2 separate regions of the Mus musculus genome follow, and region 2 is linked to region 1. The links are chromatin loops, found by intact Hi-C in ENCODE. Cell type or tissue: gastrocnemius. All regions are shown on one strand. Links, peaks and the distances in the headings refer to the core of each region. The heading gives the core; the rest is flanking DNA. Region 1 overlaps Gm41044 (a long non-coding RNA gene). Region 2 overlaps Pik3r1 (phosphoinositide-3-kinase regulatory subunit 1).

Region 1 (17,070 bases), core at 4,329-12,328:
TTGAAATAAGCTTATAACTTGCTGTAATGTTATCCCCCTGTTGAAGATAAGAATTGATGTTTTGTTACAAAAATTATAAAAGTCATACTATGTGTTAGGGCTAGGCTCTGAGTTAGGCACTGAGCGTATTGAAGCAAACATGATCACTGCCATCATGAAGCATAGATTATGGAGAGAGATATTAAAAGATAATTAAAAAGTAATTTATATAATTAGAATTATTATGCATGAGGAGCACCTATAAGATGATATCTATTTACTCTCTGACTAAGTGGTATTTAAGGTGACATTATAAATAGTAAAATGATGGCAGAGGTGGCAGAAAGGGTCTTAAGTAGTGAATATTTTCAAAGATTCAAGGTAGAGATGTCCATTATTCCAGCTACATTGAGTTTATTAAAAGCATAGTTTGTGCCAATAACATCTCCTTAGAAGTATTAGATACAATATGTACTTGCTTTTATGTGGTTATAACTAAATCATATTTTACTTAGAAAAATAGCTGCATAGTCACAAGGTTTAGAACCAGATGTCTTATGATAATCAAAGCAGGACCAGTGAGAAATGAAAGGTAAGGGGTTAAAGAGGCAGCTCAAGGAAGCCAGAAGGGATTCCAGCCAATGTGGAAGGGCAACGTCGCTGAAGATGCTAAGTTGCACAAATGCAAAAGGATGTCATACCACAGGGGTACTTATTGTTTCTCTCATTTCTCTAGTATTATAAGATGTGATTGTTCTTTTCCCATGTAATCCATAGGAAACAAATACTGTATGAGTCATAAAGTCAAGTAACTAGACTTTGTGGAGTAAATAAGCTACAAACTGAATAGAGAATGCAGAAACAAATATTGTGTAAAGATTCAGTAAAGGAATGACATTTCATATCAATAAGGAAAGCACCAGCAGTGATCATCCATTAGCAAAATGGTTGAAATTCCTCGTTCTTTGCTGCAAAGTAAGTTGCAAATAGAAGAAGAATTCAAGTGTATTTTACCTTCTAAAGTTCTGGAAGGATTCATGGGCAAAGAATCATATAGGTTTTATTGGGGGGTGGGGAGCCCACTAAGAACCAGGACTGGTTTATACATTTTCTCCAGTATTGTTTGCCTGTCCTTCTCTTCAGTCCTTGTACTAACCACAGGCTTGTAAGCTCCAAAGTCTCAGTTGACTTTGTGGACAAGCAAGTAGCTTATTGGTGTCTGTCCCATCCTTGGAGTAAATGTCTGTCTACCAAGAAAGCAATAGTATTTCAGGCAGTAGGGGAATTCAAAACAATACTTAAAACAAGACTCTATAAAAATGTAAGACTCCGAGACTCCTGGACCATATGACAGGAGCATGTTGTCCTCTGAGAGGTTCCACCCACTCTTGGGGCTCTCGAGTCTGAACCTTCAACCAAAGAACATATACAGGCTGGACTTAGACCTACATATCTGTAGCAGATACCTTGGTCTTCATGTGGGTCCTGAACAGATGGAACAGGGCCTATTCCAAAAGCTGTTGCCTGTATGTGGGATATGTTCTACTAGCTGAGCTGCCTTGTCTGACCTCAGTGGGAGCTGAAGTGCTCAGCTTCACAGAGACTTGAAGTGCCAAGGGGGGAAATACCCAGGGAGACCCCTATCTATTCAAAGGAGAAGGAGAGTGGGTATGAGGGAAGGGCTGTGGGAGGGGGTGACCATGAGGAGGGCAGTGAGCAGTTTGTAAAGTAAATAAGTCAAAAAAAAAATCAAAAAAGTGTAAGACTTCTTTATAACAACCATGTATATATGTGTGTGTGTGTGTGTGTGTGTGTGTGTGTGTGTGTGTGTGTATTTTCTGGGGCTTCTAAAGATAGACTTTGAAGTACCATTTTCCCTCAGTTAATATCAGTCGTTTAGTTTCTCACACAAACTTTCCTTAATATACTCCAAGAGCTCTGAATGCCCCAAATGAAACAGGAAAAATTATATCTTACTTTCTTCAACCTCTCACACTTTGTATTGAAACTTAGCATTCTTGAAAATGATGAATTTTGACAACAAAAGACATCAATATTAGTGTTTACCTGTGCTGTCATTGTGTGGTTAGTGCTGATATAATTTACTTTCAGCATTAATTCTAAATGTATGAGCCTTGTAGATGGCCATACCACCCTGAGTACACCTGATTGTGCCCAAATTTGAGACTCATGTTAGCCTTATTGCTATGTTAAAAAAATAAGAATATTTGTGTCTAGAAGGATGGCCCACCCATTATAATAACTTGTTGCTTTTTCAGAGGATTCAGGTTTGGTTCCCAGTATCCTCATGGAGGCTCACAACTATCTAAAATTCCAGTCTCAGAAGACCTCTACTCTCTCCTCTGGCTTCCACAGTCTCCTGCATGTGGGTGCTATACACTTAAGCACACACCCATACAGATAAAATGAGATAATAAATATTTCTATATGAACATTTATCTCACTTTTATTTAAAGGTATTTTGAGAAGTGTATTTCAATACAGTTTGGATTCTTTTATACACCTTTCTGTTTTGTACATTATACACCATTATCTGAAAGTGTGTCTGTGGGTTCAAAAGCTGGTCTAAGACTTCTGTATTGTAAAAACATTGAGAACATTGCCCAAAGATTATGTACACAGGGAAGACAATTGTCAGAAAAACAACCTTCACCCTAATCACTCATGTCACTAGGTGATTGTAGGAGGTTTTGGTCAGCACACATGACTCAGGTCTTTACCCCTTCTAGCCCTGGGTAGTGAGAAGGATGCAAGTGTGGACTCCTCCACGACTGACTGTCTCCCCTGAGATTGGCAGGGTCTTCTCCCTACTGTTCTTCATCAGTGGGTGCAAGTGGGCATTGTACGTGCGCATGTCTTGGTCGAAGGACAACTGTGGGGGTTGGTTTTCTTCTGCCACCAGTAGGTCCAGGGGATTGATGTCAGGTTGTCAGACTTTGTGGCAAGCACCCTAATACACTGAACCTTCTTTCCATCTCATGATAGGAGATTTTAATACTTTGATTTTATCCTGTCATTGATCACAAAAATTTGCCTAATTTTATGGGGCATTAGAGGGCACTTTTATTCCATAGGGATTCATACTTAGTTATGAGCCTCAGTACACTAAAAATATTATAAGCCAGAAAAAGAATTAGGTGAAAATTGTTATCTATGGGAACAAACTCCTAGCTTTACTAGAAGTCAAAACAATAGAAATAAAAGCAAGGTTTTGAGGCTCCCTATCAACTTGAGAAAGTTTTAAAATATTGTCAGATTGTGCTTGGTAGAGATGCATGAGGCTAGGAAATCACGCCTGATTGCTTTTTATTGCTATTTATTAAATATGTTAGTTGTAGATATCTTCTGCCAAGATCATTCTACATTTAAGAACTTACCCTAAAACATTGATCACGAACAGTGAAATGGATATATACACTAGGGTGTTCATTGCTGCTATTTACACTAGCATAAGATAAGAACACAGCGTACACTGAGTTTATACGAAATGACAGCAAACGGTCTGAGATCATTTGTCTTGTCTTCCCTATGTGCTATCAGCCATTCCAAGAAAATGATTAAGGAGCAGGCTGCCCTTTTCACGTTCAGGAAGCTACACACTGTACATCAGGAAGCTGAAGTAGTGCCCAAGAACTGTCCTCCTTGGCAGGCTAGTTCACGATGAGGTAGTCACGCTAGCAAGGAGACTGTGAAGATACAAACAGCAGACTAGGGAAGGCCCTAGGGAAGGAGACAGGGCTCTGTGAATCCCATGCATCATGAGAATCGTGCTTCCCTCCTGAATGTCGCTGTTGGATGGGAATGAAATGGAGGCCTGGATAGATGCTTAGCCTGAGTCTGTAGACTACCCACCTTAGCCTACCCTAGTTATAGGAACTTGGGTCAGACTGAGTGAATTTGCATTTCCAAAGTATGTGGAGTGGATTAAAGACCAGAAGTATTTTTCTGTATATATAATGATTCACTGACTGCAAGTGAGTGGCAGAGGAGATTGCCAATAGTATTTATTCCTAAGTTTCTGCTCAATCGGGTAGGAAATAAAGGCTAGGACTTAATTTGGTTTAAATAAGCAACCAAATATGAAGACTCTGAATCCTTGAACTTGTGTCAAATCTGATACCACATGTTTCCTACTGACTAAACTTCTTTGACATCTCTGCTGTGAGAAGGGAGAACAGCCCACCCGGCCTGCTCAATGGCTTTGAGTAGAAAGACAGGTGACCAAGGTGTACTGAGATGGCTGTGCTCAAATGCACAAATTCGAAGGAAATGGGAGTCTCCAGGGTGCTTCCACAGAAGAAGACCTAATGTTCAACTAATGGATTAAAACACCACCCGGAGAGACCAGGAAATGAAAAAAAAACCAGTTTGTCTACTTTTCACTCAGGAGACAGAAATTGGGTCACAACCTGTTCCAACCCAGTCCTCAGGTAGGACACTCAAGCTGCCAAGTGTTCTGATTGGACGCCACAGTGGGGCCTTGAAACTGCAAATAGCTCCAGGATATAAAGTCAACGAAGGCAGAGGGGTTGACAGGGAGCATCAGTTTAAAAAAGTGAGGAGCCACGGAGAGCTACACGTCAGATGGCAGAGCCCACTGGGGAAAACACAGTCCTCTGACACAGAGACCGAGGACTTCAAGGCATACAACTTGTGTGGCTCTGGTTTTGAAACTAGTTTTCAGGAGTTTGTGCAAATGAAAATGATTTATCCTTCTTTATGCTTCCAAGTCTAGAACTGGATGTCACAGAACAGGGAAATAGACTCCACCCTACACAGTAATTTCAGCTTGAGGAGGAAGCCCTGGGTTTGTGAAGCCCTGAGCAAATGTTGACATGGGTGCAGCCGTGTTAATAATTCCAAAACCTCAGACCCATAGGAAAGGGTCAAAGCCTTCTCTATTCCTAGGCTCAGAGATGTGATGAAGCTTTTGGTCTGAGAGAAAATGCTGACACCAAGTGCAGAGAATATTCACTATAGCGTTCTCCAGATATTTTTACAGACTAAAGACTGCCTTTACTGTGATTAGCTAAACCTGCCCCACTGATGCAGCCCTGTACCATAAACTTCACCTCCTTGTCTATCTGCATGCAATAACCTTATGCCTCTATGCAACTATATATAACAAAGACAACCAGCTTGCAGGGCTCTGCTGTCTTTGTCAGGAAGTCCAGGCCTGACTTCAGCTATTTCCTTGTGTCTCTGTCTTTACTTCATTCCCTTGCATCCCTCAGGCAGGGCTAAGTTCCTGGAGCCATGGAAGGACCTGGCAGTGACAGCACTGTGTTTTAATTTCATGGCTGTGGAGAAGGGCAGGGTCACTGGTTATGGTTTTGCTAGTCTCTTCCTCCAGTCTCTGCTGAGCTCTGTTAAGTCTCATGCAAAGGAGTTCAGCGTGTCAAAGTGGAACTTTATGGACTCCAGGTACTGTGGTAACTACTGTGCACACATCAGCAGGGTTCTCTTTGCATTTCTTGAGTGGCTGATGTCTATACAGCAAGGAAGAACCCAACAACTAAGTAATTTGTGTAAGATTTTAAAGTTAGTCGGTATCCTAATGGACAAATCCACACACCTGACCCATTTATTCTTGAGGTGTGCTTAGTGTTGGGTGTCTTTGAAGCTGCTCCGACTCGCAGACTTTGGCTGCTTATGTATTTTAATGTGTCTACCCCAAACACAGCTCTTCCCTTCTGGGGTTATATGTAGATCCTGAGTAAATTGGTGTAATATTAATCAACATGCCAGACTGTGCCATCTGAGGTACTTCTGAGACATGGTAAGAGTGCCCAAGTCTTAAGAACTTAATTGTGTATGTTGCCATCAAGGCTTAGAAGGCTTAGAAGCTCAGAGAGCCTCTAAGCAGCCTTATTCTTACTTAGGTCTAGATGCCACATAGTTTGGTCATTTGCTGTATCCTCTATAAATTTTGTTCACCAAACTTCTCCCAGAAGCTTTTGTTAGAGAGTGGTAGAAATGCTGTGATTTGTTTCTTGATTCATTCCCCATTAATATCTTTGTCTCTTTTTTTCCCACAAGTAAAAGCTTGGTGGGATAACATTGAACCCTTACTCTGGCTATCACTTTTCTCAGATATGTATGGTCTGCATAAATCAAACAACTTTGGACTCATTCCTTCTTCCACAAAATGGTTCTAGCACTGTGATGATGTAGGTTCCACACTACTCCATTGATCAATTTTTCTTATCACATGATCTCTGATGAGATGAGGTTGGCAGAGGAACAGTGAGCAAAGAATGACAGATAACTTTTCTATGCAAAGCATACAATAATTTCCCTTAACTTAAAACAAAGCAGAACATTTCTTTTATAACTTTATTGCACTTGTTTACTCATTGGAGGGGGGGGGGTTGTGTATGCATATGACCTGGTCCATGTTATGGGGTCAGAGGACAACTTGCAGGAGTTAGTTCTCTCCTGTGGGTATTAGGAGTCGAACACAGGTCATCAGACTTGATAGCAAGCATGTTTACCTACTGAGCCATCTTACTAGCCTATGCTTAACTTTTCCCCCTCCCTCCCTCCCTCCCTCCCTCCCTCCCTCCCTCCCTCCCTTCCTTCCTTCCTTCCTTCCTTCTCCTTTTCTTTTCCTCTTATTGGAGACAGGATCTCTCTACATTGCCTTGGTTATCTTGGAATTCACTATGGAGATCAGGCTGGCCTCAGAGATCCACCTGCCTCTGCCTCCTGAGTGCCGAAATTAAAGGCATGTGCCATGCCCCAAGCTCCCTATTCTTAACTTCTTTAATTAAAACTTGATTCAATCTAAACAGAGGCAAAAAGGAAAAATGTTTTCGACATGAGTTATTGACTCCTGAGAGTATCTAGGTCACAGATAATATAGGCACATTCTGAAAAAGTTTCCGTGATAATTTTTTCAAGTCTGCACATGTAATTGAACTTTGAGTCCAGAACATTCTACAATTCTATGGGAAATCTACGTGAGGCCTTTGGCAGGAAGGAGGCATGCTGCGATGTGTGGTGCCAATTGTGTCATACCATGTGACACCTGTACCTTAAGTTTATCACCTCAGTGGCATACTTGGCAGTAAGTAATATGGCTTTTCAGAAGTGAACAGGACAAGCCATAGGCATCGGGCAATCAAGTGTTTGCTTTGTAGCTCAATTTTTGTCAACAATTTTTGAATGTTGCATTTGCCACTGGAAGATTTGTGGAGGGGGGAACCTCTTTGGCTTTACAACTCTAAAAATATCACCAGTGATAACAACAGATTTTAGACACGTCATGCTCATAGGTACTAAATGTTCTTTGAGTAATTGACGTGTGTTAATTTAGTTAACTCTCATGTCATGGGCCAAATGGTCAATGAAAGATGGAGGAGGGAACTAAAGGTGCATCTATATGACTCCATTTAGGACATGGACTCAAAGGCTCATCACATGCCTTGTTCCAGAGGCATGCCTGCTAATCTGTGGCATGTCAGAGCCTGAACACCATGGTGCACAGTGCTATCACTTTCCTAAAAGGAATCTTCCCTCATGCCCATGCCTTTGAGTGCTACAAATCTCCCTCCAGCCAACTGAGTAGGCTTCTAGCCACCAGAGAGCAAGACAACTCCTGTGGACAGGCTGGCAGAAGGACAAGGCATGGTTAGACACTGAAAATCTGTGTGTGATCTGAGATTGCCACATAGTCACAAATGGAATCTGCACAATGTGGACTTCTTCACGTTCCTTCCTGGTAGCATGTGGTGACATCTGACCAAGCAGAGGTCTTCAATAAATGTTGATGAATGTGATAAAGGCTTACATAATGACATGCCATATAAAATGTTCCTGTAATAATGAGAGACATAATATAAATAATATATTGGATATAGTGTTTGGTGTGAGAAATTTACAGTTTCATAGCTTGTAAAATATTAGGGCTAGGAAGAAGATCAGAGGCACAGAGATTTTCAGCTCCCTCATTTTTATGCTAATAAAATAGATTCTAAATGATATAGGGACTTCCCCAAAGATCTCTCTCTCTCTCTCTCCCACACACATATGTGTATATACATATATATACACATATGTGTATATATATATATATATACATACACACACACACACACACACACACACACACACATATATATTTGTTCAGTAAGAATGCTTAGATTTAAAACATTATATATATTGGCAAGGGTAGTGCTTGTTTTTAGAAAGATCTTTCTTTTGGAAATGGGAGCAAATATCTGATTTGTGGTCCACTGGCTCAGGTCTTCTACACATCTGATGAGACATCAAGAAAAGGGAACTATCTTGGCCTATTGTCACTCCCACAGTAAAGTCATGTGTACTATATGTGGAAGAAAGAAGTATCAATTTCATAGTCCTTGGTGCTGTCCCTAAGAATGCTTATTGACTACATAGTAAGAGTGTATCCAAATACTCTGAGGTAACGCCCTTATTTGTAAAATATTTTGGGCATCCCTTTTCAAAAAAAAAAAACTCATGCATGAACATTTTATAGTGGACTACTCTGTAATGTGCATGTCAAAAATAAATGAATTAGGAAATAGGCTGACATAAAAATGGAATATATGAGCACATGGGTGTCTTAGATACTTTCCTATTGGTGTGAAGAGACACAATAACTGAGGCAATTCATAGAAAACATTTAACTGGGGGCTTGCTTACAGAACTAGGGGCAGATCCTTGACCGTCAATGGCAGAGAGCTTGGCAACAAGGCTGCTAGGCAGGCATGGTGCTGGAGCAGTAGCTAAGAGCTCGCATCCTCATCCACAAACAGCAGGTAGAGAGTGGAAGACTGGCCTGGCATAGGCTTTTGAAACCTCTTCAAGCAAGACCATACTTCCTAATCCTTCCTAAGCAGTTCCACCAACTGGGAACCAAAGATTTCAATATATGAGCTTATGGGGGACCACTCATATTCAAACCACTACAGTGAACTTTATCTTCTAGATCATTACTTTTGTGCATATTTAATGGAAGAAAAGATAGAAAAAAGTGAGAAGGAAATATTAATTTCAGCAATTACTCTATGAATTTCATGAGCTGAGGATGGTAGCCTATTTAGGTGTGGTGGAGCCATTACCCATCCTTGGTATCAGTGAATGTCATTCAGATGTCACACGAGCATCCCTTAGTATAGATCAAGAACTATCTTTTTATTTGAAATTACTCATGTGCTCATCATGTCGTCCAATCATCTCCCATAAAGATCAGATAACATTCCTCATGGTTTTGTTTTCTATTGCTATACCTGGTTTTTAGAATCAAGAATTGAGTGACAGAGTGGGAAGCCATGATCATAGGGCATTGTTCTTGTTCATCTGCCTAGTCTGTCTCCAGTGCGGTATATACGAGGTGCTCAGTTGTGTGTGGTGAATATCACGACATGTTCTGTGTGATTTCTCCTCTGTTCTCATGAAGCACTCACATTCAGTTTGTGTTTTAGGTCTTCTTATTGGATTCTAAAGCTAGACCTGGCTTATTTCATCTGCTTGCCCCAGATTCCCTTCCTTCCCTCCTTTTTTCTACTCTTTCTATACACACAATGCACATATACATACATACATACATACATACATACATACATACATACAATCAGACACAAACACACACACACACACACACACACACACACACACACACACACACACACACACTGCAACTCTTCTATGACTCTTTGAGAGCTTCCTCTTCCCATGAAGTGCACTGCTTCCATCCTTACCCTCTCCTTCTCAGCATCCTTCGTGTGCAACAGCACAAAGCCCAAGCTCAGGGTTTCCTGCACTTGCTCCCTGGTTGTTCTCGTAGCTAAGCAGAGCCTGTGTGACACAGTGGAATGCACGGTAGTCTGGGAGTCAGGAGACTCAGCCGTTTAATACCAGTCCTTCTGTAAGCGAACTATTTCACTCAACCAATCATGTCTCTTTCATCAGGATTTTCTTCTTTCATTAAATACTAGGGCTGTAGCTTAAACTTTCTACATTTTCTTCTCATTTACAAGGCTGTGGTATATGTTTGTTTTTCTCCTTTCCCCAGAGTAGAGGTCATACCTTCCTTTTATAATAATATCCATGTATTTGACCCATGACCCATAAAAGTGCTTCATTATCATGTAACATGCTCTTGTGGTTCTCAGTTTCTAGCAAGGACTTTTATAGTCAGTGCTGCAGAGTTGCCGGGAAGAGTGGTGCCATTGAGCATTTGAGTAGAGGCTGTCTCCCTGTGTACCCCGCCTGCCTAGCCTTGGGTCAGCTATTTCCCACACCACTAGCTTATTGATGTCAACTCTGGGGTCTCAGCGTCTGCCTTGTGCAGCAGTCATTTGGAGGTGATAATTATTCCATTTCAGCTCCCCTCAAACAGTACGATTTCCCAGGTTTTCAAAGCTTTGCTTGCCCACATCTCTCCCAGGGTACCTGCCACTTAGCCACCAGAAGTTCCACCACCATGAAGACTGTGCGTCACCTGAGGAGGTCATGAGACCTGCCTAGAGATACGAGCACTGTTCCAGCCAGTGTTTTTTTGGGGGAGGTTCCAAATTGACAGGACATTTAAGGAAGCAATTGAGAACCAGGCAAGGGTCCAGGAGGACGGGACAGGGACAAAACACAGCTGCTCATTTAGTCCTTGGGCAGTAAAGACTGAAACATGCTGTTCCTGTTCCAGCAGCTAAAAGGAAGGTGACAAGTAACTTGAGAACAGGGAACTTAATTATCAGCAAAGCTTCCTGGGACACATAGGATGTTCTTAGCACTGATTCTACAGCTTTACGCTTGCAGCCCCGCTCCACTGTGTCTCACCAGAAGAAAACGAGGAAAAGCAGGATTTTTGTTCTTCCATAACACTTACTCTTGCTTCTAGGTTGGCTCAGTGTAAGATAAAAGCACAGAACTGGATATTAAATGCAAAGCGTCCCCAAGAATGTGGTACTTTCTGTATTTTCTGTAAAATGTAACTGTTTCTCAAAGAAGTTTATCTCTTCCACTGAGGGATTGATCCATGTGAACATTCCTTACCACCTCCCCTCTCTACACCTGTCATAGGTCAGGCTGTCTCCTAAGTGCTAGGGACAGCAAGATAAAAGGGTCATAGTCACAACCTTGCAGGCTAGGCTCAGCTACATATACTTCCCTCAAAGTAACTATCGCAGGTTGAACTTCTTTTATTTGTGTAGCTAACTCTGCTCTGTTTCTACCATGCAAATCACAGCTGCCCTCAGGAAAGGCTCTTGCACAGGACTTATATCCTTATACGCCTCACACCCAGTCCCCTGACTGACAGGTGATAGGGTGTACTCAATAGAATATGGTAAGTGGATGTGGCAATTTCTTGTGAAATCCACTGGCTGGATGAAGGAATTACCAACAGTGGGTACTGTAATGGATAGTGCTGAGTAGAAAGTTTCTGAAAGCTAAAATCATTGTGAACTGACATTTGAAGTTTGAAGTTATAGGAATCATACTGTTAGATTATATGGAATTGTAGAGGGTGTACCATAGATGATATTATGTGTAGATTCGGAGTAACAGCTGCCCAATTTCTTTTTTCTTTTTCTTTTAAGGATAAAAGCTTGGAATGAAGCTATCTAATAGATATGAAAGAAAAAAAAACATAGCATGGCTTCAATATTTTGCTATAAGTCTGACACCTGTTTCCCTGACCAGCTGGCTAGACACATTTCAGGGCAGTGTGCTGAACATTCTGAGAGGAAGGAAGGCGCTATCCTTTGTTTTCCTCTGGAAAGCCTCAAAGGCCTGTTAACCACTCATAGCAGCACATGGTTTTTTTTTTGAAAGCCATTGTACCTCCTGTCCCACCCATGGGGTTAAGGCTGCTGAGTGGGAACCTAAAGATGAACAGGCTATTCTGCTGGAGAGAAGCTGAGCCATTGCAGGCTGTGTTCATGGCCCCTCTGTCAACAGGTGCAATCGCTTCGAAAGCTTTGTGGTCCAGGGTGTGACAGGGTGAAGACAAGCTGGGCTGCCAACAAATGTGTCATTTGGTAACTCTTCTCATTACCACCTACACAGCGCAAGAAAGAGCAAAGCTTCTCACCCACCCCAAGTGCAGACAGCCTTTAATGAGGACGCATTCCTACCGTGAGGGAGGCACAACTGCTGAAGCCAGCATTCAAGGAGGAAGCTCATCTCTTCCTTAACAGTTTCTCAGGGCAGGGAGAGGCCAAAAAATCTAGTAACTCGTGAAGTATGTTGATTACACTGGCCATTCACACCAGAGTGATGTTTCAGCTTGACCCACGGCACAGCTCGGAAGGTACAAGGTAGGAAAGAAGGTGAGAACTGGAAAATCATGACCAGAAACTTAGGCCAGAGATTAGGATTTATACTTCAGGATGGCCAAAAAGCTGGAATAAATGCTGATGCTCAATGTAAGCTCAAGAACATAATTATGAGAGGAAAGTAAAGTGGAAATTCTTAAAGTCAGACAATAAAGTTTCCTAATAAAGCAACAGAAATGAATATCAGACCTCAATAGAACCAGTAGAAATTATAATTGTATGATGTTGCTTAATAGATGAACGATAGTAATTACCACTTGAACTCTTTGTGGGGGGGGGGGAGAAAGACCAAAAATAGGGGTGAAATAAATGGTATTGTGATTGAGAATGAAGAAATACTATTTTATTCACATATCATATGATTATATGTGTAGAGAGTCTGAGATAATCAACAAAACACTGTTAGATCTAGAAGGTGAGCATGGCAGAGTTCTATGATATATAATAAATGGAAAAAGTCAATCACTCCTCTATATAATAGCAATGGATGAAAAGAGTTATAAATTTTTAAAGGTACATAATACCATTCACACTCATCTCTTCAAGATAAATACTTAGTTACCAGTTTTTAAAAAAATATGTACAAAATTCTGATGCATGAAATAAAGAGCTGTGTAAATGGAGAGGTATCCCAAGTCCATGGATAACAAGATTCAGCAATATGGAGTCTCAGTCAGAGTTACAGCATGTTATCTTGTGGATAGCAGCAAACTAATTATGAAATTTATATGAGGAAAAAAATCCAAACAAGACATCAGGATGCCAACTCAGTGTTGAGCCAAGTTAAGAAGAATCACTCTACTCAACTTTAAGACCGTGTAGAAGGTTGTAGTAATCGAAACAGTGCAGTGTTGGCAAAAGACCAAACAGACCAATGGATTGGAGCAAAGAACACAGAAATAGATCTATAAATACAATCAACTGATCTTTGGCAAATGAGCAAAGGCAACACACTTGGAAAGAGAGATTATTTAACAGATGTTGTTGGAGAAACTGGTTATCTACATGCAAACTAAGTAGTCAGCTGACCAACTTTATGATTGACTGAGAAAAGGCCTCCAGAATCTTATGTGTTTAACACTTGGTGGCACTCTTTGGGAAGGCTGTGGAATCTTTAGGAGGTGGAACCTTCCCGGAGGAAGTGGGTGGTGGAGGGCAGGTCCTGGGGTATTACATCTCAAGCTAACTCACCTAGTGGCTGCCTCATACTCCTGTGTCCACACCTCTCTACTGCAATGGATTATGTATCCCTTCATGCTACAAGCCAGAATAAAGCCTACCTCTCTAGAAGTTGTTGGTCTTTTTTTTTCCCAGAAATTCTCTCACAGCATGGAGAAAGATAATTAATAAAAAAATATCTGTAGCAGAGAGTGGGATCATGATGCTACCATGTAGTTCTTAGTCTCTTGGGACTGATATTCAGGGTGGCAATGGAAGAGTTTGGAACTCTGGGATGGAAAAGCCATGCAATGCTGTAAGCAGAGCTCAGGGGATGGTTCTGGTGGGGAATTTATAAGGTTTAAGAGAAATGTTGACAATGGATTCCCAGTTCCTAAGGTTTAAGAGGGGATCCAGGACTCTATTAGGAGCTTCACTAGAAATCATTTGTGTTCCTCTCTGGCCAAGTCTATCTTCATTCTGTCTCTCTCCTGAGAACTTTAGTGAGGTTTAACTTAAAGTAATGGACTAATTACAAGGCAGGCCAGTAGTCAGGCATGTTATAGCTTTCTGGTTTTACTCCCATCCATAGTAAAAAAGAAACTGAGGTTGTCATTTATAAAACAAGTGCAATTTGTCAAGTAGAAGAGCACAAGCAAGTTTAAATTTGCAGGACAAGTGATTAAAAACTGAAGTGTAAAGAAACCAACCCAATTTGGATGCGTCCTGTTGTGCATGGAGCAATAGTGAAGGTGCTTTTTGGACCAGAGCATGCCCACTCAAGGCTCCAACTAATGAAAATGCAAATTTATTTGAAAGGAAAAAGTCTAAACCAAGAATGTAGCTGAAAGGATTCCCTGATGAAAAATAACTTCCTAAAAAATTGATCTTGTAGATTCAGTCCACAGAGCATACAGAGATCACTGGTGATATGGTCTAAGGTACAAGGTTTTATACTATTCGAAGTTGGCCACAGAACTTGGTATGACTGTCCACATTGCTACTGGTTTCATAAGCATGATGAGAGACATATGATTTAGAGGAGTCACGGAGATTTGCTCTATAGTGCCAGAAAGTAGTGTCTGGCAGGGTCAAAGGTCCTTGAAGACTGCTGTGAGATGCTGTGAAGTTTACATAAAGACTCCAGGATGTTGGAGAGGCCAAAAGCTTGAGACAGTAACTGAATACTCTTGGCATGGAGTGGGGCTGACCAAGAGAGGCAATAGATGTTGCAGGTAACAGAACTGAAAAAGTAGGACTACTTGAGCCAATATTGGTCCAGATAACTTCATCAGACATCTCAAATCCTGGACGTGGAGCTGCAGGAATATTTCCCCCCTTGTTGGGTTTTGGTCTTCGGCATCTTCCTCTTTTCTTCTTATTCTTCCGTTACCACATTCCCAAATGGTAATGTTTACTCTGTGCCAGTGTATGCTGGTAATATGAAAAAAAATTTTTTTTATGTTATAGAGGTTCATAGAAGATCTAATAAACAAAATAATAAAAATTTTAAAACATTAATGTTTTTTGTGCAAACATTGATATTACTGATTTTAATGGAAGTTGTGGAAATTAGCCAGGAGTCAAAGAAAATCAGATTCGACATTGCCTGAACTGAGAAACTTTTTATGACAATGAACTGCTAAGGTTTGAAATTTCAATGTTGCAGAAGTTAGCATTATTTAGTTTAGCTTGCAAAATATCCAACATAAACAAATAAAACTATAAATCAGTTGCAAGTAAAAAAACCTCAATACCCCTATAGTTATTCGATAAATGTAAGCAATAGTTTAAAATTGTCCTAATCTGGTTCAAGAGGCTTTAGCAGAAAGCTCTATCACACATTTATGTAAGAGTTGATTCTAAGTTTCCCCTTTCAGAACTGGGACTTGGTATTAGAGCCTTGCACATGGTAGGGAGGCAACCTACTAAGAGAACCTGAAGAATTCACTGTAAGTTTTTCAGAGTGTGCTTATACAACTCAGGTGTTGCTTGTATAAATTGAGTGGTTATGATAAAAAGGTTCCAATTTCAAGTCTCAATCTTTGATCCTTCCTTTGTGGTCTGCAAGATATTCTTTCCTGTCCCTAGGACCATGCCTGATAGATGTAGGAAACAGTCAAGGCCCAAGAAAATGGCAGAAAAATAAATGTATGGATTATTGCTAGGAGTCAAAGAAAATCAGATTTGATGTTGCCTGAGCTGAGATACTTTTTACTATAACACACTGCTATGGTTTGAAGTTTCAATGTTGCAGAAGTTAGCATTTTTTTTATTCTAGTTTGCACAATACCCAAATTATACAAATATAAGAATAGAAAACTGCATGCCATTCTCACCAGGCATCATGAATATAAATATCAGAAATAAAAGCAATCAATAATTTCAGGCCCTCCTGAATTTAATAGTTCAACTGTAGTGAGATCCTATATACAGTTTAAGTACAGGGTTATTTAAATCTACTTGGTATGTTCCAAGTATCTAGGAACAATTTAGATGGTGAGTGTACAAAAAGTACCGAAGACCTAGAAGTAAGAAGAGTGAATGAGGCCTCAATAAAACTCCTGTATGTGCAATACAAACAGATTATACATTCCATCTTCAACAGTGTATTTAGTGAATATAATTAAAATATATATTAATGTAACTAATGGTGTAGAGTAATGCATGTTACTGTTAAGATATTAATGTAACATCCAGTTGGTGATATTGTTGTACAGGACATCTTTGCTTTTTTGTCCTTGTTTATTCTGGTAGCATACATATCTTCTCTTGCTACTTATGAAGGGCATGACCATACGGCTCTGCCAGTTTTACATGAGTCTCTGGCAGGCTTCTTGCTCTCCTGTACTGTTCTAGGACCATAACATACCTCAGATAGACATTTCTCCTTTAACTTGGATCCTGAAGTAATAAAGCACACAGAAAGCTAAACTAAACCCCCAAGCATAGTCAAAGGTAATCTCAAAACTTAGAATAAGAAAAAAATTGGTTCTGTTGAAAACCATGGAGATACCAGTGTATATTAACATCCTTACTACAGATGCTGAATAACATAAGACCTTGTAAAAACAAAACAAAAAAGCAAGCAATCAAACACCCACACACAAAAATCTTTCTAGAACAGAACATTGTGACCCTTCAATACAGTTCCTCATGTTATAGTGACCCCAGCCATAACATTATTTTTATTGCTACCTTAGAACTGTAATTTTGCTACTGTTATGAATCATAATGTAAATATCTGTGTTTCCTAATTCTCTTTGGTAGCCCAGAAGGGTCACGACCCACAGGTTGAGAACTGCTGCCCAAATGCACCTACTACCGTGTCTGTTTCAGGAAGAAGTCCCTTGCATTTTCTTTACAGTTGTTTGCTAGCAAGCATGACCATTAAAAAATGTCGATGCTGTCTTTTTAAAAAATGTTTTAGAGTCTACACATTATGCTAGTATCTGCTTTCTTGTTCGTGGTTTTCTTTGAACGACTAAGGCAATTGACACATAAGATTTTCTCCACTTGTAGATTTTTGGATTGTCTGTGTACAGCTTCATGGTTTCTCTTCTACAGTTCCTGCAAATGGGTAAGTGGACCCAGAGACTTGCTCAGACTT
Region 2 (8,000 bases), core at 1-8,000, 260 kb before region 1:
AAAAAGATATGAATTTGAAAGAGAACAAGGGGGTACACAGGAGAGTTTGAAGGGGGAGAGGGGGAAGAGAAAAGCTGTGTAATTATAATCTTAAAATACAAACAAACACAAAGGAAAGAACTCCTACAACAGTAGGAGCCGTGACCCAGCAGAGGCAGACGGTTTTGAGGGGGAGCCTTAAATACTGATCTTCCTTCTCCCTCGGGAGTCATGAACAAAGCACAGGATTAATGTAGTGTGTGCACAGTCTTAGGAGGACACCAAGCCATTTTCTTCCAAGTGAGTGATGTTCATGAACGCAATTTTGAAATCTCATAAGGAATCTTAAAGATTTCAGGGCAGCTCATTCACCCTTCTGGGCGCCGCTCTTAGGAACGGGACTCGATGACAGGAACAGTCCTGGTCCCAAAGCAGGCTCTCCTCACAGGCTGCCTGTCGCCCGCCACAGGAAGTCTCCAGCCTACATGTGGGTACTATTTCCCAAGCTCATTGTAAGATCTAAAACATGTGTTTCCCCTCGGCGTGTTCTATAGCTGAAGGTTACGGTTCCAGACAAGGACACCAAAGCCACTTCACCAAAGTCACTTTTAATGATAGTACATCACTGCAAATGGGCATACCAATGACATTATGGGTCACATAAATTTTAGCAAATGAATATAGAAATCGAACGCACTTAGGGAACTTCCCAATTTACACACTGGTATGTTACCAACAGAAATAGTCAAGTCTTCTGCCCTGCCATCTTCATCACAGGCATGCAACTGACAAAGCTCGCCAAACACAAGCAGGCGGAAGGAGAGGGCAGGCAGCAAAGGCAAGACAGCAAGCATGGGTCTCCACTACCATATCCCATGGAGCCTATGGCTGAGGTGTAGATCCCACGGGATACCTTACCACTTCAAACACCAGCTGTCTACCCCCCAGAAAGAAAAGTCAGCCACTGGCAGGAATACGTAGGAGACTAAGGAGGGCATGGCACCTCAAACACAGGTGCCTCCAGCTTAGCTCCAATCCTAAAGGACACTACTTGTCTGGCCGAACGGCCAGCATTCTGTTTCCCTCCATTAAGTTATGAGCTTTGATCAAGGCATCCAGGCCAGGACCAGGTCCTGGCACAGAATGAACACATAACACACAAGTCTGTGAAGAGGAGTTCCCAAGGAATTCTCTCCAGTTATCGTGGGAACGAGTGAAAGTCAGCGGTAGGAGATGGAGCCTTAAGTATTTGTTCCCTCACCCATAGTCCACCAACCCTGTTTTATGTGGGAATGTTTATAACTGTGAGAAAAAACGCTAGTGTTACCCTTCCCTCCCTGGCAGTTTTCATTTAAAGAGCCCTTGAAATACTTGGTAAGTGATGCCTATAAACACCTATTAAAATGCAGCTTTATAGGAGGTTAAATCATTTATAATGGAGTCCGGTAGTACAGGGTACCAGTTGCAACAGAATTCCTAGAAGGGCTTGCTGGATTAACCTACATCGTCTAGAGAAACAGTTTAGTTATGATGATGTCCAACAACCCAGTCCAGTATTATTTAAAAGTAAGGCTGAATTTAAAGACGTCAATACTGGATGTTTCAATTCTGGGTTTTATGACAGGGCCACTTTGTGCCAGAGCAGATAATCTATCCAGGCAGAATTTTAAAGCTCAGTATATCTGCCTTTATCCAAAAGGGAAAGACCAAGGAGGGGCACCACGATACAGATCTGGTGGATGAGAGGGGACAGCATTTTAAAAAGAAAGACATATCAGGTAATAGGAAAATGGAAACTTGACAGAGGGACCAAATGTTTCACGCGGACCTAATTCGATTCTTCTCAAACTCGAGGAACAAAAGCAACCAGAACAGGAAAATGACTTTGAGTTTTAACTAACGAGTAAGCATCTAGTCCTTTTCCTAAAGGAAGGGACAAAAATAGAAGTGAAAGAAAGGTATCATGACTGGTAAATGGGCAGGGCCTTTTCAGAAGGAAGTTACACAGCCTGACCTCAACAATACATCTCGGCTTGCCCACAGGAGATGCCCATGCCTCAACCATTTCCATGATGCTGCCCTTTCTCTTCTCCCCACTGCTCACATGACATTAAGCCATTCAGGGTGAGCCTAATACTGACCTGTATCAGAACACATAAACATGTCTCGCTTCCTTCAAAAACTCTGCTTTCTCTAGGCCCCACTCCAACCGTTCTCCTGCCGGCTTCTTGCTCGTATCATGCTCCACTCATTTCAATTCATCAATATGCTGCTTTGTAACAGTTTATATATTTGTTTCACACATATATAGGTGTACTATGTGAAAATGGAAGCAAATAACATATGGGTTTCCTGGTTTCTCTTGTACCGCCTCCTTCTTTAGCTGTCATCGTTCTTAGTTCACAGTGGAAGGCACAGGAATTAATTAACTGAACGTCAAATGCCTGAATCCAGGGTATCAAATGATTACTTGGGTAGTACACAGCATTTAAAAAAGCTTCACACTCCAAATATGAACAGGCAGGTAAGGAAGAAATAAAACCACAAGGTTAGACTGTGAGCCTTATTCATAGTTGGTTAGGATACTACCCAACACACACACATACATACACACATACACACACACATACACCACACACACACACACACACACACACACACACACGCACACACACATACACCACACACACACATACACACACCATGGTGAGGCATATTAAGTAAAGCACTAATGTATATACAATTTAGCTTTCAGGATTTATAAGATTATTTTCAGATATTAGGGATGAGAAGTCAATTTAAAATGATGTGTTATTAATAATAAAAATTGTTATACTGGTGCTTTCTAAGTTCAAGCTGTCCTATGTGTTTGTGTGTGTGTGTGTGTGTGTGTGTGTGTGTGTGTGTGTGGAGTGTGGAGTGGGTGAGTATGTGTGTGTGTCCACCCAAGACCAAAGGAACTCTTTCCCCTGTTTGCAGTTGCTTGAGAATTTTCCACGAACCACCTCCCTTTTTTTGTCAAATGCACCTTATGACATTATACAACTCTGGAGAGATGCCACTACTTAAACCTCTAAATAGTGCACATGGTCAAATTAACCAGATCCCAGCACCAAGAGCCACCAGTTGCCCGTTCTACAGAGCCTGTCTCATGTCAGCTGGGCAGGAAATACCAGATTCCAAAGGCTGGAATGAAAGAAAGCCCAAACCAACCACAGAGTTACAAAATCAGCCATCAATTTGTCTAATTAAAACTCCATTTAATATTTCATTAAAATGGAATTCTGGTGGTCTCAAGAAATATGCATTTAAAAGAGCTATGTAGCCACTTCTTAAATACCTATCATGACTTACAGAGACCGGCTACGGCCAATGATCCTGGGCTTAAGGTTCCTAAAGAATCATGCATTTTCATATATTTTAGCCAAGAACTTTACCAAAAGAACCTCTCCGTGACCATCGCACCACCTGGAGCGTGGGCCGAACTTTTCATTTTATTTCTCTCTTTGGCCAATAGATGGCAACCTCTATTGGGCAGGAGAATCAGATTCAGAGCAGGCAGGCAGGCATGTCCTCCCTCCCACCAAGACCCAGCACATTTTTTCTTTTTTTCCTTTTAAGCATTGAGCTATTTCATAATGAATTAGTGAGCAAGAAAACAAAATATTTTTAAGTTATTTTGCTATTGCAACTCTGACTTTGTAAAGGAAAATGGAGTTCTGAAAAACCAAAGGTTTTCCTCAAAGAGGAAATGGACACACTAAATGGACAAAGCAGAAGTGAACTGCAGCTCTGGGTATGGTTTTGCCAGTACTATGCCCTCTGAAGATACAGTATGGAGTCAACTAAACTCTGCCTAACAGATCCATGACCCTGGAATGGTTTATACCTAAGTGGCACAAACAGTTGGGCCTGATTGCCTATACTTATAATTCTAGCTCTAGAGAAGCTGAGGCAGGAGGATTATCATGAGTTTAGAGGTCAGCTTGGGTGTGTGTGTGTGTGTGTGTGTGTAAAGTATTAGTCTCCTAGGACTAAAGAAGAACAGTCTTGGAAAACAAAACAAGAAACAAACAGAAAACAGAACTAGATACTATTGAAGCAGGCAAAGGAAAACATGAGTAGAGACTCCTAATGAGCATCATTCAAGCAACAATGTTCCATGTTAAATGAAAACTCTGTGCTAAGAAACGAAACCATTCCAGGTTCCAGGGTGCCTGCGCCTGGGAAAGCACCGAGCTGTGGAGAAAAACGCATTTTGCCACAGAACACAGCTGGTCCTGTCTGCCTTCCACGGACGAGGAGGAGAACTCTCAGGTGAGGTAGAAGAGGCAGCTGGTCTAAACATGACAATTCTGCTGTCATTTCTCCCTCAAACACCGACAAAGAGAGCGTCGAAGCGTTTGCTATCTCCCATGATCTCCTGCTTTGTGCGTGGTTTCAGCTGTTTAACTTGGCCCTTGGCCTCTATTTCCTGTGGCCGGGCAATCTCAATTCCTTTCATTTTCGTCAGGTTCAAACATATCACTTAAGTCTAAGAAACACTGAGTGTGTGTGTGTGTGTGTGTGTGTGTGTGTGTGTGTGTTCAATGTGTCCTTTCTGTTTTGAGAATTATCATCAATGAGCCTTAGGTCCTGGGGTCTTCTGGGAGTGGAGGTGTGTCTGAGAGAGCTCCCACACAGCTCATTCCTGGCCATCGATCCCATTTTACAGATGAGAAAGCCAAGGCTATGTATGTTATGGTACCATCTTTAGGTCATGCAGCAAATACTTCACAGTGACTAAGACGGACTCTCAGCCAAGGATGCCACTGGAAGTTTTTAATGCCTGACTTATTTACAAGTTCACCATGTAACTGAGACCATAGTGCAATGGCTACCCCTTTGGCTGTACAATAGCAGAAACCAATCTTCATCCCAGGCACTTTACACCAGATTCAAGGGCGCACACATAATAAATGATGCAGAAGCCAAACAGTTTGTCTTTCTTTTTTTTTTTTTTTCCTCTAAAGTATATTTGTACAAATTCCCAAATGTCCCGAAAAACTGTTCCTACTGCTGACTGTGTCCGTTTTTACTCTAATTAAGAACTGTCAAAGACAACTGGGAATGGCCAATGTACTTGAGTAGTCTAAATTGCTTTGTTCTACAGATTCTCTTTGGCGAGAAAACGAGATGGGTAACAAGGATTGTTCTGTGCTATACATGGAGGATGTTGAGATGGGATCTTCCATCCCAGAGACAGCAGCTAGGTCTGAGAGTCAACCTGAGGCGCGCCACTTGGATGCCCGGTTTAATCCCGACAGGAACTGTGAGTGAGTTCCCCCTTCCATTCTGCCCCTTTTCGTAAGAGGCTGAGAGAGTTGCCTCTGTGGATTTCCCAGAAACTCTGTCAAACCCACGGGAGGGGCAACGCAACAACAGCATCTGACAGAGTTTTAAAGAGAACACAGCAGAAGTAAGCGCTGCTCTTTACCTCTGCTTCTAGTCACCTGTATTGATCAGAGCAACTCAAACGAGAACCTTTCTCCAGAAAGGACACTGATTGCTCTGCCACTATTACTGGAAAACGAAAAACATCAACAACAATAGGTCTCACCAGTTAACTCTCCAGAAACAGTTAGCCAGCTAATCAACACAACATTAATATATTTAGCATGAGTTATGATTGTGGTTAAAGCTAAAACGTCTTTTTGGTACCCACAAAAATTTAATTTATTACTTGACGTAAAATAAAATATGCAATTAGAAAAAAATTTTTTCCATGAAGCCCACTGAGTGTAGCTTAATATTTCTAATTAAAATAAATAAGCCCCAACGTCTTTAATTATGACCCATTTAGGTAAGACTTTCGACACATGCTTTCTGCTAAATCCTACTGAAAGAAAAAAAAAAAATTTCCATCACTCAGGCCTGTCTCCACGTAAATATACTCAATTGCTTCATGCTTCTGATTTTTTCTTCTACTAGGTATCCAGAAAAAGAAAACCTCGTTAAATCATTTCAATTTTAAAAGGTTTTAATATAAACAGAAAACTAAAAACACCACTCAGGATTTCAGCGTGCAGAACTTTTATTTGCCCTTGATAAGCACATATTGTCACTTTTATGTATCTGTCAAATCCACAGGAACGTAATCCCAACAGAGAATATAATGAATGTAGTCACAGAAAACTCCAAATTAATGATTTAATTTAAACTTCAGCTGTTTAATCTTTTCACTGTAAGAGACCAGAATATTTTATGCTTGATCCCAGAGGATTAGGTAGTGACCATAAAGAAAGGAAACTGGGGTTATGGGGTTACTCAATTGTCCATGAAGCCTAAGAAACCATTTTATTTGACGGCAGAGGGAGGTTGAGACAAGTTTTCTCTGTGTGACCCTGGCTGTCCTGGAACTCACTCTATAGAACAGGCTGGCCTCAAACTCAGAGAGTCATTTGCCTCTGCCTCCCCAGTGCTGGGATTAAGGGTGTGACCCACTAAGGTTCAACTAAGGAACCATTTTATACACTTTCAATTAAGCAGTCCTTTGTCGCTTGGGTCCACTCGATTGTGCAACAATTGGCAGGCTGTCCACTCTGGGTGCCAAGGATGATCAGCCTCTGATCCGAACAGCACCTGCTTTATGTGGAAGGCTGGGGCTGGGGCCAGCCTCGCAGCAAGGCGAGTTTTTGGTAGCGAGCATGCTGAACCAGTCTCTTCCACAACCTGTTGACAATGGCTTACACTTATTTTCTCCAGCAGTCATTTGGGAAAGATACAACTACTGGTGCAAACTCCTACTTAGCTAGGCTATTCCTGCCCTGTGCTGGAAACAGAAATCTATTTTTTAATATTTTATTTAATAGTTATACCTGCATATACATTGATCAAAGTCCACTCTTTCCTCGCCTCCACTACACTTCTCCCAACTTCATGTTGTTCTTTCTTTTTCTTTTTCTTTTTTTTAATTTCCCCCAAAATTTCTGCAGATGTGTGTTACACGTCCCATGAAGGCTGCAGCTCAAGAAAGCAGGGGCTCACACACCAGTCACCCACTGCAGCACTCAGAGCTTCCCAACCGTCCCTGCCCTCTTCTCACTGAAACTTCCCTTCAAGAATTTTGTAGGTTATGACCTCTATGGAGGGCTCTTCCCAGAACTGAATTTTCTCTGAGGAAAATCTTCTCATCTTCTGGGAGTTCATAGGACAGGGTGATTTTTTTTTTCTTAAACAGGAAATGAACAACAAAACTTTGCAAAGTTTTATATGTCTGATCGCAGCAGCAGAACAAATCTTGCCTTAATCGACATTCTCCTTCAGCAGTTAGAATCCAGTAGGTCTTACGTGCCTATCACTAAGGTTTAGAACTTAACAGTTCTCCCCATCCTGAGGCAGAAAGCAGCTTTCCCATAATACAGAAGAGCACAGGGTTCAAAATGGGTTTCCCTCCTTCATCTTGGCCCTTTGTGGAAACTGTGACAGTAGACCAGTGGGAATTCTGGCAGGAAGCAAGTCTCATCAGAGACTGACATTTTGTTTAGTTTACAAAAAAAAAAAAAAAAAAAAAAAAAAAGGAGGGGGAGAAAGAGGAGGAGGAAGAGGAAGAGGAGGAAGAAGAGGAGGAGGCAGCAGTATCGGCCTTTCTGTAGAAACTTGCAATTTCCATTATGTGGTGTCTGGAGAGGGAGGAAGGAGGAAGTCTTCTTTATCTATAAGCACTGTAATTTATGATGACTCGTGTGAAATATAAATGAAAAATGTGACCCTCTGAGGCAGAGGTCAACAAATTTTATTCCCACTTAGATCCAGTTTTCTCTGCCAAACCACTGGCTTTCCCTGGATAGGCATTCAACTGACCCAGACACTAAGGGCTGAGTCCATGGGTGACAAACACAGGAAGGACTTTCCACAGTGGGAAATGCTCAGCTGTGGCTTGGCTTTGTGGGTAAGCCTGGGCTCCGTGCACTTCCTACCTCAGAGGCGTGATGAGGAGCCTGACCCCAGTACTGGGGATACCCGATTCCTAAAAAGGAGGG

The links. Hi-C counts contacts between places; a loop is a spot of excess contacts. Peaks named below come from ENCODE experiments on the same cell type or tissue, not always from the same donor. Only the 100,000 strongest peaks of a DNase experiment are listed, where the experiment ranks them.
Region 2: a loop joins it to region 1, with 2.1 times the contacts of the local background. A loop is called at or near these places in 2 of 42 quality-filtered maps.

Annotation. Positions count from the first base shown.
Region 1 is chr13:101,984,409-102,001,478 of GRCm38, forward strand. It overlaps Gm41044 (a long non-coding RNA gene), which reads right to left. Exons shown (of 2, transcript XR_873880.1): 2 at 14,253-14,894. Among named protein-coding and RNA genes, the nearest start is that of Gm41044, 21 kb to the right of the region's middle. In gastrocnemius, for the core only: no CTCF peak of the experiment used is centred there; a DNase peak (open chromatin) is centred at 7,580; H3K27ac peaks cover 774 bases.
Region 2 is chr13:101,732,409-101,740,408 of GRCm38, forward strand. The region is part of intron 2 of Pik3r1 (phosphoinositide-3-kinase regulatory subunit 1); the gene reads right to left. Among named protein-coding and RNA genes, the nearest start is that of Pik3r1, 32 kb to the right of the region's middle. In gastrocnemius, for the core only: a CTCF peak has its summit at 3,501 (motif pointing right); DNase peaks (open chromatin) are centred at 3,476 and 6,584; H3K4me3 peaks cover 1,896 bases; H3K27ac peaks cover 7,172 bases.